Regions from separate parts of the Mus musculus genome. Here region 2 is linked to region 1. The links are chromatin loops, found by intact Hi-C in ENCODE. Cell type or tissue: heart. All regions are shown on one strand.

Region 1 (5,000 bases):
AATAGCCAATTCTTCCTTCTATATCTTTTAAAAGGGAAAGAAGCCACTAATGTTTTTCTTTAAAAGAAAAAAAAAAGCTCAGCTCAACTTTGGTTCTAGTAAGTCAAAAAGAGTCTATTTTTAAAGAATGCTAACACATAGCTCCATTTTTCCTTCAAGATAACCAAATAAAGAGATAATGGCTGGTCCTACTGCCTTCAAGGCAGCTTTGAAATCCTCGGCGATGCTGAAGGCTAAGATGCTGTTACTCAAAACTCTCAAACTCAACCGTCTCCTGACCCAGTCCAAGAAGCAACCAGTGTGCTCTGCCTCACTTCCTAGCAACCATCTTAAAAAGACACCATTTGGTTTCATCTCAAAAGACAAAATAGGGTTTTCACCCCGTCCTGCTATTAATTCTTCGGACCAAAGTTAAAGCAGGGAGACTTTAAATCACGACACCAGACGAACACAGGCACCCAGCTAAGTGGATGCCACAAAGGGTGTGTCTGAGAACACGGAATTGACTGAGTCTGAGTCAGACTTTGCCCTGGTGGACTTTAAGATGCCCTCGGCTATAACGGTCTCACTGGGGAAAAGCTTGACTTTGCCATTCTGTCCGGCCGCCGTGTCCTTCAGGGGCTCCAGAAACACGACTCTTTTACCTGCCTTCCGATCGTCAGCAGAGGCATCGCCAGTGGGGCCAGGACTGAGAATGGACGAGTGGGCACTGCTTTGGCTCAGCGTGTTTTTCTGTCTCTTGGCTTTGCATTTGCATGGGCACGGCGTCAGGTACAGATACAGTAGCACTAGAACTATACTGGCCACGCAGGCAGCCAGGGTGGTAAAGGCCGTGTTAAACGCCTCGTGGGCGTGGGATCTGTTTATGGTGAAATTGCTCACGTTGATCATGATATCCACCGTCTCGTTTAACAGCCGCTGCCTGTTCATTGCGATACAAGAATATACCCCGGCGTCCTCAAAGCCAGGGTTCTCTATGACCAGACTTCCGTTGTAAAACACACGAAAGTTCCCCATGTCTTTATCTGGCTCCAGCAGCCTGTTATCGGGACCGACCCAGATGAAATCAGTATTTCCATTGCCAGTCTTGCTGTCACAGTGGACGATCGCCCTCTCCCCAACCTGAGCCTCGTGGATAAAGCCAAGTGCGTGGAAGGAGCCGTTGATAACGCTGTAAGAACAGTTCAGAAAGCTCTCCTGGAGCAGCTGCAGCTGGTGGGAGTGCCTGGAGTCAGACCACAGGCGACAGGTATAGTCATTCTTAAAATCCATCACGGAGCTAAAGTGCCTACGGTACCAAAAGATCAGCAACGAGTACAGAGAACAGTCACATACAAATGGGTTCCCGTGAAGGTAGATGCCTCTCAGCTGTCTCCCCGGCACTAAGTTTATATGGTGCATCGGTATGGAAGGGATTCGATTATAGGAAACATCTAAAAATGTCAGATCAGCCAGCTTGAACCTCCCAGTATACAAATCCATAGGGAACTGTGTGAGAAAGTTCCCACTCAGATAGAGTTTCTGCAAGTGGGAAAGCCCCCCGAACGCTGCGGGGTCCAGATAGGAAATGTGGTTGTTGTACAGCAGCAGTACTTCCAGAGCCTTCAGCTCTTGGAATGTGGCACTCTTTACCGACTTCAGCCTATTGGATGATAAGTCCAGACACTTTAAATTTGGGGTTGTGGAGAAACTGCCCGTGGAGATGCTGGTGATGTTGTTGTGGCGAAGAATTAAGGTGCTCAGCTTGACAAACGACACCGGGATCCAGTCGGCATCCAACAGTCCGATTCTGTTATAGCTCAGATCCAGTCTTTTAATCAGTCTGAAAAGGTTCCCGGGCACCTTAGATAGGTTTTTGTTGGTGCAGCTGACAATGTCGGTGGCACAGATGCAAGCAGTGGGGCACATTCCTGAGGCGCTGGGGCTCACCATCACTGCGATCACCAACAGACACAGCAGCTCTCTGCAACCCGGTTTGACAGCTCTAGGCAGGGTGGGCAGTGTGTGGAACCTTAACGACATTATGGTCGCCTCTGAGTCTCTTGCCAGTCGCTTCTCATCAGCTCAGTCTCCCACCAATCTGGTAACAACATTTAAAACGGGAGAAAAGTACAAGTTAACTGCCACTAGTTAACCCGTTAGAGTTATTCCGTAATTGCTTTCATTCCAATTAACTTTTGAAATGGGTTCCATCTCCAACAGGGGTGGCTTTTTAATAAAGAACCTGTTATATGCATTTTTCCTAGATTACTCCAACTCAGTGAGATTTCCAGGTACCTTCTCTCAATGCGACAGTCTCAGCATGAGAAACTCAGGCTTTTTTGTGTGTTTTTGTTTCTAAAGGATGCATTCTGCCTTAACTCCCTCCACCGACACACACAAAAACACACAATCGCATCCCATAAACAATTGAACGGAAATACTTAGCCAGCCGTCGGTCTAGCCGACCACTCACAGCGCTGGGAAGCCGCAGCGGCTCGGAGAGGCCGCCGACGGCGGTGCGCTCGGAAGGTCCGCGCGTCCGCCTGCCGGTTTGCGCCCCGCGCGCTCGCACCTTCCCTCCAGCTCCCGGTGGGCGGCAGCCTCTCAACTTTGGCGAGTTTCGAGGCAGCGGCGCGGGCTCCCCGGCTCTCTCGCTCGGCTGCAGGTACCGCCGGAGCTCGGCCGCGCCGGGAGCGGGGTGGGCGGCGGGGGAAGCCGGCCCGCCGGTGGCGCTCGCAGGCTGCAGGGCCCGGGCTCCCGCGCCCGCCGCCCGCCTTTTATCCCGTGCGCCCGGGGTCGGGAGCGGGCGGGAGGCGGGTCCCCGCGTCCTCGCTCCTCGGGCGCCGCGGCGGGCGGAGCAGGGGAGGGGGGGCGCAGCCAATCGCAGAGGCGGCCCCGTGCGGGCTCCGCGCCGCCTCTCGGCCGGGTGGGACCGCAGCGAGGCCTGCGACTCTGCACCCCCAGGCCCCGCGCCCCTCGCCCCGCGCCCGCGGGGGAGCCGCCCAGCCCGGTAGGGAGCCGCCCAGGGTGCCGGGGTGCCGCGCGCCGGAGCCCGCGGGCGGTGGCCCGCAGGTGGCACCCCACCCCGATCTCGGAGCCTGGCTTTAGGGGCTGGGGCGAGGGGCCTGGCGGGCGCTGTGCACCGGGTGCTTGCTGGGGTCCCCGCCCGGGTTTGGAGGAGGAGGAGGAGGACAGGAGCGAGGGCCGCGGCGCGTTCCCTCGGGCACCACCGGGGCTTTGCGGGGGGAGGGGGTGCGGAGGCGCCGCGGGGACGCCCCCCGGTTCCCTGGGAAAGTTCGAGCCCTTTTCCTAACTCGGAGACGGCGGCCCGAGGCACCGGGCCCAGCTCTAGAAGCAAAGGGGCAGGAAAGAAGGCTTCCGGTTGGAATGCACAGATAAGGGCATTAGCCTTTAAAAAAAATAAACAAAAAAAACAAAAACAAAAAAAATCCAGAGTCGCGCTGGCGGCTTCAGGACTAGGATTAATTCGGTAGGGGTGGCTACGCAGAAGGACTTGTCCCCTAGAGGCCCTACAGCCACCAGGGCTCCAGTAGACTGAGCTAGCATTCTCGGAAGGCACAAGCTGAACAAGGCCATGTGAAAATGAGGGAGAGAGCTTGAAGCTGGTGGGCTTTTCGATTACAAATCCATTCTTGTTTAAAGGCTTAAACGATGGGATTTGACTGAGCCAAGTGATCCATTTGGCCGTTGTGTACGGATTAAAAGAAATAAATTACTGTCCCTAAAAAACCATGCTAGCCACAGTAGAAGGGCTTAGGGAGCCAATGAAAGGTAGACAAAATTGGGGAGACAGTGAGGGCAGAGCACATGAATACAACTTTAAAAACCAAAATGATCCCCCCCCCCCCCCACGGCATCCTTAAATTTATCGGAAAACTTCCTGAGTGAGTTTTTGGCATGGATCTGATGGACCTGTGTGTTGCGTTAATGTGGACTGGTTCCGGGAGAGCTCAGCGATTCAGGGTTTTCAAGGGAGGGCAACTTGGTTCCTGTTAGTTTCACTTTCACTAAAGATTGACTTTTAAAACCACAAGCATCCAGCCTAGTGTGCTCCAGGGGTGCATTCTTCATTTCCCCAGAGAAATAGGTTTAAGATTCCTATCAGACCACACGCACACCCCCAACCCCCGGGCTTCCCCCAAGAAAACCTCGGGTTTAAGGCTCAAAGTCACAAAGCTGAGCGGTCACCTGGAAATGGAGTCAGGTAATCAAAGGAATGTTATTTAAATGACCAGTAAGTGACTGGGTTTTGCAGTCCTAAATGGAAGGAAATTGGGAAGCTGGTTAACCCGTGCTTATCACAAAATGATCTAAAATGGGTGGTTTTTTTTTTTTTTAAGAAGTGGAGAGTGGAAGTTATGCTATACCTGCAGGCAACTCTCAGAAGTATCTTGCCATCACCCCACAGCATAAACCAGCTGTACACAAACTCGCAGGGGGCAGGTCTATATAAGACCAGCTCTCTGGACTCCCATGCATGTCAAAGGCAAGAGAGGCATGAAAGGTGTGTGTTTACTAGCCTGGAGACAAGAAAGCTGACTTCAGTAATAGCAAAAGGTATGGCCTTACTTTGCGGAAGGTAATGTTTTTTTTTCAGGTTTATTTATTTGATAACCTTTATCACCTCATGGATCTCCACCATGTTAGTCAATGTTCGGTTGCTATAACAAAATACCTAAATGGGGCGCCTTTCTCAAATGAAATTGAACCCACAATTATAGAGATTGGCTGTCCAAGGTCATACCTCTTGCTCAGTCCTGCCTCTAGAGGAGAACCCACAGGGTACTCACAGCAGGGTGGATGGTTGAAGAGTAAGTCAGGGAGCAACATAGAGGCACAGCGTGCCAGAGAGGTTCAGGACCCACATTTGTTATTTGTGTAACAACTTTAGCACCAGTGGTCCCTTGAGACCTTCATTAATCCTGTCCATGGGTGAGCCTCCATGAATCAATGGCTCGACATAGACCCCACCTCCTCGAAGCGTCACACCCTAATAT
Region 2 (5,000 bases), 720 kb after region 1:
AAAATGAAGACACATCATACCAAAACTTATGTAACACTTATGTAAACTTATGTAAAGAAAGCAGTGGTAAGAGGAAAATTCATAGTTCTAAGTGCCTCTAAAAGAAAACTGGAGAGAGCTTACACTAGCAGCTTGGCAGCACACCTGAAAGCTCTAGAACAAAAACAAGCAAATTCACCCAAAAGGAGTAGACGGCAGGAAATAATCAAACTCAGGACTGAAATCAAACAAATAGAAACAAAAAGAACCATACAAAGAATCAACAAAACCATCAGCTGGTTCTTTAAGAAAATCAAAAAGATACGTAAACCCTTCCTTAACCAGACTAACCAGAGGGCAAAGAGAAAGTATCCAAATTAATAAAATCAGAAATGAAAAGGGAGACATAACAAAGTATATCTTAAAATAATTACAGTTTGTTGAATATTAACAGTTGAAAATAGTAAAATCATGTTCTACAAACATCATGGAAATATTATTGATAATTTTTCTCTCTATGCTAGAACTTAGCATTTTCTTAATGTTTCACTTCAAAAAGTTTTTGCTATTTTGAAATTTTTAAAATATACTTACTGATAAAGTAATTTCTCTCTTAGAAACACTGATAATCTTTTTAAAGTAAACTGATTGTTAGACAATGTTCACAGATATATAATGCATTTTAAATACTCTCTCACTATGTCAGGTGCTATCATATAAGGGCTTTTGAATATATTCCTTAATGATTCATTTTTAATATTTTATGCTCTTTTACTATGCTTAATTACAATAGAATATTTTGTATGTTTTGAAACAATTTAGTATTCAATGTTAGATATAGGATCCTCAGTTATGGATAGTATTAAATATTCATTAATGATATTTTTAGGATATGAATATAAAAGTTGAACAAAATTTTATGTATTATTTGATTCTCAAAATACTCCATAATATTAATATGTTTGATGTATAAAGTGCATTTAAATAATACAAAAAATTATGAAAAAAACAAATAAACAAAAAACAACCAAATCAAACCATCCAAACAAAAACTCCAAAACCAAGACCAACTAACAGACCAAGCTTTCCTCTTTATTTGCGCTGTGTCTATATTTATTAGGATTGTGTCCCACTGTGAGAACATGAAATCTAGGAAGATCAGAATTCTATCAGGGACCTGATTTCTTTTATCCTTCTGTCCAGAGTTCCTCATGGCCTCTTGGTCACAACACAGCTACTTTAATCTCTAATACCAAGCTCACAGTCCAGACAGGAAGAGTGAGAGGATCAGCTGAGTCTCTATCTACTTTAAGGAGACACAGAATTTTTACTAGAAAAAAATCTACAACCTTCCCCCAAACTGGGCAGAACAGTATCACCAGAGTTCATTAACTGCAACCAAACAATATGTTTTTAGCTTAGCCTTTATTTCTCCCAATATCATCAGATTTATTTAAGTAAGAGACATAGAAGTAGGGCTGGAGGGATGGCTCAGCTGTTAAGATCATTAACTGCTCTTCCAGAGGTCCTCAGTTCAATTCCAAGCAACCACATGGCGGCTCACAACCGTCTGTAATGAGATCTGATGCCCTCTTCTGGAGTGTCTGAAGACGGCTACAGGGTCGTCATTTAAATAAAATAAATCTTCTCTTGCTGTTCTTAAAACAGGGTCTCACTTTGCTGGCTGGCCTCAAACTCACGTTCTAGGCTAATTTGAATTTGTGGCGATCCTGCTGTCTCTCAGATGCTGGAAGCCCCGTGCACCATCACACAGGGCTCTTTAGCCCTCTTCGCCAGTTTCATTTCGCTTCTGTGGCACTTTAGCTTTCGGAGGAGCTCTCAAACCCTTTATGCCCATCCCACGTTTTTTGTGGATAGTGGTCCTGAAATAGGATCACCTTGCAAAACTTAGCTTTGGGTTTCATTCTTTTGACTAGCCAGCAGGACTCCGATGGAAGTTGCCTCCAATCAGGCCCCTTGTCACAGTGGTTCTCCATAAGCTCTTTAGGCATTCAGATCCTCTGCCGGGACCTAGTACAGGTTCTGGGTTTTGGGTTTCTTTATGCCCCGTGTCCCTGTGCGGAGAGAATGGCTTTGGCCGTCCTCCTCTCACACAGAAGCGCTCTGATCCGGAAGCTCAGATCTGGGGGTATAGAGGAGCGACGTTCTGTCTCCGAGCACCTCCGCGGTTCTCTGTCGCCCCCTACCGGTGGGTAGGTGCGCTGCCGCTGCGCGGCAGGAGGGACGCGCTGGAGCTCAGGGCGCAGGCGCAGGCGCTCGCGCTCGCCCGGGTCCTCGGGCGGGCTTGCGGTTCTGCGCGTGCGCACGGGCGGAGGCGCGCCGAGGACTCGCTGGAGCGGGCAGGTGGAGGGAGGAGTGGTCCCGGGAGTAACTGCCAGCAGTTGGTGCGCCACAGGTCCGGGGGCGCCCGCGTTCCCGAGCCTCGGAGGCCTGAACGCGTTCGGAACGTGGCTTTTTTTGTGCGGGGGCGTGACCTGAGCCCGCCTCCTCGGCTGGGAGTGGAGGAGAATGGGGATCGCTGAGGCCTTTAATTAATCTGGTGCCTGTTGTTTGTGTGCCCGAGGTGCAGCCTGTTTGCCTTTTGAGTTTGCAAACAGAGGGGAGGAAGCGGCGGGGTGGGGTGGGGGAGCAGGAGGGGAGATGGGGTCTTCCGGGCAGAGAGCCTAATCCAGCGAGGGCCGTCCTATTCCAGGGGGAGGGGAGGCCAGACACGACACGGGACACTGCTGCAAAAGGAAGGCCGCAGTAGGAACTGCCAGTGTTGCGCACACAGGCACACACTTAGAACAACAGCCTCTTGCTCAGTATTTTGCACTTTATGCAGAAGTGATTTTTTTTTACCTCTAGAGCGGCCCCACATGGACACTAACACGCGCTCACCACCCCCCTCCCCATATAGGAGATGACACATGGGGTCTCAGCACTCCTCTGCCCTCACATTTTGTCAGCGAAAGAAGGATGACAACCCGGAGGACTTGCTGGCTGATAGAGATCAGGAGGAAGCCATCGCTCAGTTCCCCTATGTGGAGTTCACTGGGAGAAATAGCATCACCTGTCACACCTGCCAAGGAGCAGGCTACATCCCAGCAGGTGAGACCATCGGCCATCACACGGAAAGCACTCTGGCATCTGCTCCAGCCAGCCCTCCATAGTCATAGCCCGCCCTGAATTGTAGCCAGCTCCGCTGCCCTGATAAATGGACAGACTCCAGGTTTTTTGTTTTTTGTTTTTTTTAAATCTTACACTCGGAACCCTTTCTCTTCTTCATTTCTACTCCTTTATTAATGCCTTAGTTTCTTTTCTGGTTGCTCTGATAAAATACTCTGACAATGGCAATTTAGGGGATGAAGGTTTATTCTGATTCACAGCTCCAGGTCACAGCTCCATCACTGAGGACAAGTTATACAACAGCAGCAATTTGAAATCGCTTATGTCACCTTATAGTCACAGCAAACAGCGAGCGAGGAGTGCTCGTACCTGGTTTCCCCTTCCCTATTCATTCAGAGATACAGCCTATGAAATGGGTGCCACCCACATTTAGGGAGGGTCTTCACATTTCAGTAAACCCAGTTAAGAAAATCACTCACAGACACGCCCCGTGGGCCGACCTAATCCCGTCTGTATCCACTGAGACATCTTCCTAGGCCACTCCGGGTTCCCAGCCCCTCTCTGGTTTGGAATGTTTATTTCTCTGCTGTGGGATCTGTTGACAAGGATGTTTCTCTATCGTTCTTGCTCATAAGGATGGCCACAGCATTGTGAAGGAGATATTCTAGCAGATCCTTTACAAACAAAGGCACCATGAGCAGTAGCCAGGGGTCAGCAGAATACCAGGGGGTGGGGAGTGACAGTCGGCTCAGGAGTGGGGCCTGGATTATCTGTAGCAACAGCTGCCACTAAGTTGACCCTAGGTGTTGGGGGAGTCACAGAGATTAGAGCTTTTAAGAACCTTACAAACCACACAAAGCTCCAAGTGAAAAGTGACAATGGCTTTGAGATGTTCCGAGACTTCGTCAAAGACAGCGAAGGCAAGAGCCCCCCAGCCTCAGTGCCGCAGCCCTACGGTGCTGGTAGAAGTTTTACAGTTTGTGGCGTTCTCCTTAGGCTAATCTGTTTCTTCCCCTCCAGCTTTTCTTATCCTGTCTCTACATTTACCCGTTCCTTCATCCAACCAAAAGTGTACGTTTTAGTGTCTAAGCCCAGCTGAATCTCAGCTGTGCCAGTTGACGGCGAAATGTGACAAGAAGAGGAAGGGCCACTCATACCTGGGGTTTACAGAATGAGTCTGTGTTTGCTGCTTTTCTAGAGCAAGTCAATGAGTTGGTGGCTTTGATCCCCCACAGTGACCAGAGGCTGCGTCCTCAGAGAACGTGAGTTGGCTGGCTCTCATCTGCCAATACCTTCTTCTGTTCCCAACTCCTCTCTATGAAAGAACACCAAGTAATCTTTGAGAAAGATGTCTGTTCTTATATCTGCCCTGTTTCCTTATTTTCTTTATCCACTAATTTATGATTATTACCTCATTATTTATTTATTTATTTATTTATTTATTTATTTATTGTGATACTAAGGCTTGAACCCAGGCCCTCTCACTTACTAGACAAGCACTCTTCCACTGAACGATAGCCTAGTCCTCCCCATTTCCCCTAGAACTTTTGCTTAAGTGAAATGTCTCTGTCTCGTGTTACAGTCTGGGCAAAGAAATGTGAAGCTAGAAACATCTTAAGGGTCAACTGAAAGGAAGGGGTTGGGGAAAGAGGCCGTCCTGGGAGATGAGCGGTGTTTAGGAGATAAAAGCACCGGTTTCTCTTTGGAGGGCGAATGGTGCTCAGAAGGGCTGAAGGGCCTTTTCTTGCCCCATTGCTCTGTGCCCAGTCTGTGCTTCCTGATTCTGTTCGCTTCCTTTCACTGCATCAGTATTGTGTCAATCAGGACCATTTAGGCTCCCGTATCTGGTATCTGACCGACCACGGTGACCCTGTGCTGTCGTTTGCAGAAAA

The links. Hi-C counts contacts between places; a loop is a spot of excess contacts. Peaks named below come from ENCODE experiments on the same cell type or tissue, not always from the same donor. Only the 100,000 strongest peaks of a DNase experiment are listed, where the experiment ranks them.
Region 2: a loop joins it to region 1, with 6 times the contacts of the local background. A loop is called at or near these places in 1 of 42 quality-filtered maps.

The regions. Positions count from the first base shown.
Region 1 is chr15:97,244,518-97,249,517 of GRCm38, forward strand. It overlaps Amigo2 (adhesion molecule with Ig like domain 2), which reads right to left and starts at 2,770. Exons shown (of 2, transcript NM_001164602.1): 1 at 2,456-2,770; 2 at 1-2,080. The coding sequence starts at 2,022. The coding sequence ends at 463. It overlaps Pced1b (PC-esterase domain containing 1B), which reads left to right and starts at 2,590. Exons shown (of 6, transcript NM_172293.4): 1 at 2,590-2,647. In heart, CTCF peaks have their summits at 2,540 and 3,511; DNase peaks (open chromatin) are centred at 1,904, 2,904 and 3,954; H3K4me3 peaks cover 3,119 bases; H3K27ac peaks cover 2,065 bases; H3K27me3 peaks cover 1,866 bases.
Region 2 is chr15:97,961,941-97,966,940 of GRCm38, forward strand. Tmem106c (transmembrane protein 106C) reads left to right here and starts at 2,289. Exons shown (of 8, transcript NM_001252153.1): 1 at 2,289-2,395; 2 at 2,900-3,090; 3 at 4,307-4,370; 4 at 4,997-5,000. The coding sequence starts at 2,910. In heart, CTCF peaks have their summits at 1,497, 2,166 (motif pointing left) and 2,379; a DNase peak (open chromatin) is centred at 2,221; H3K4me3 peaks cover 1,833 bases; H3K27ac peaks cover 1,671 bases.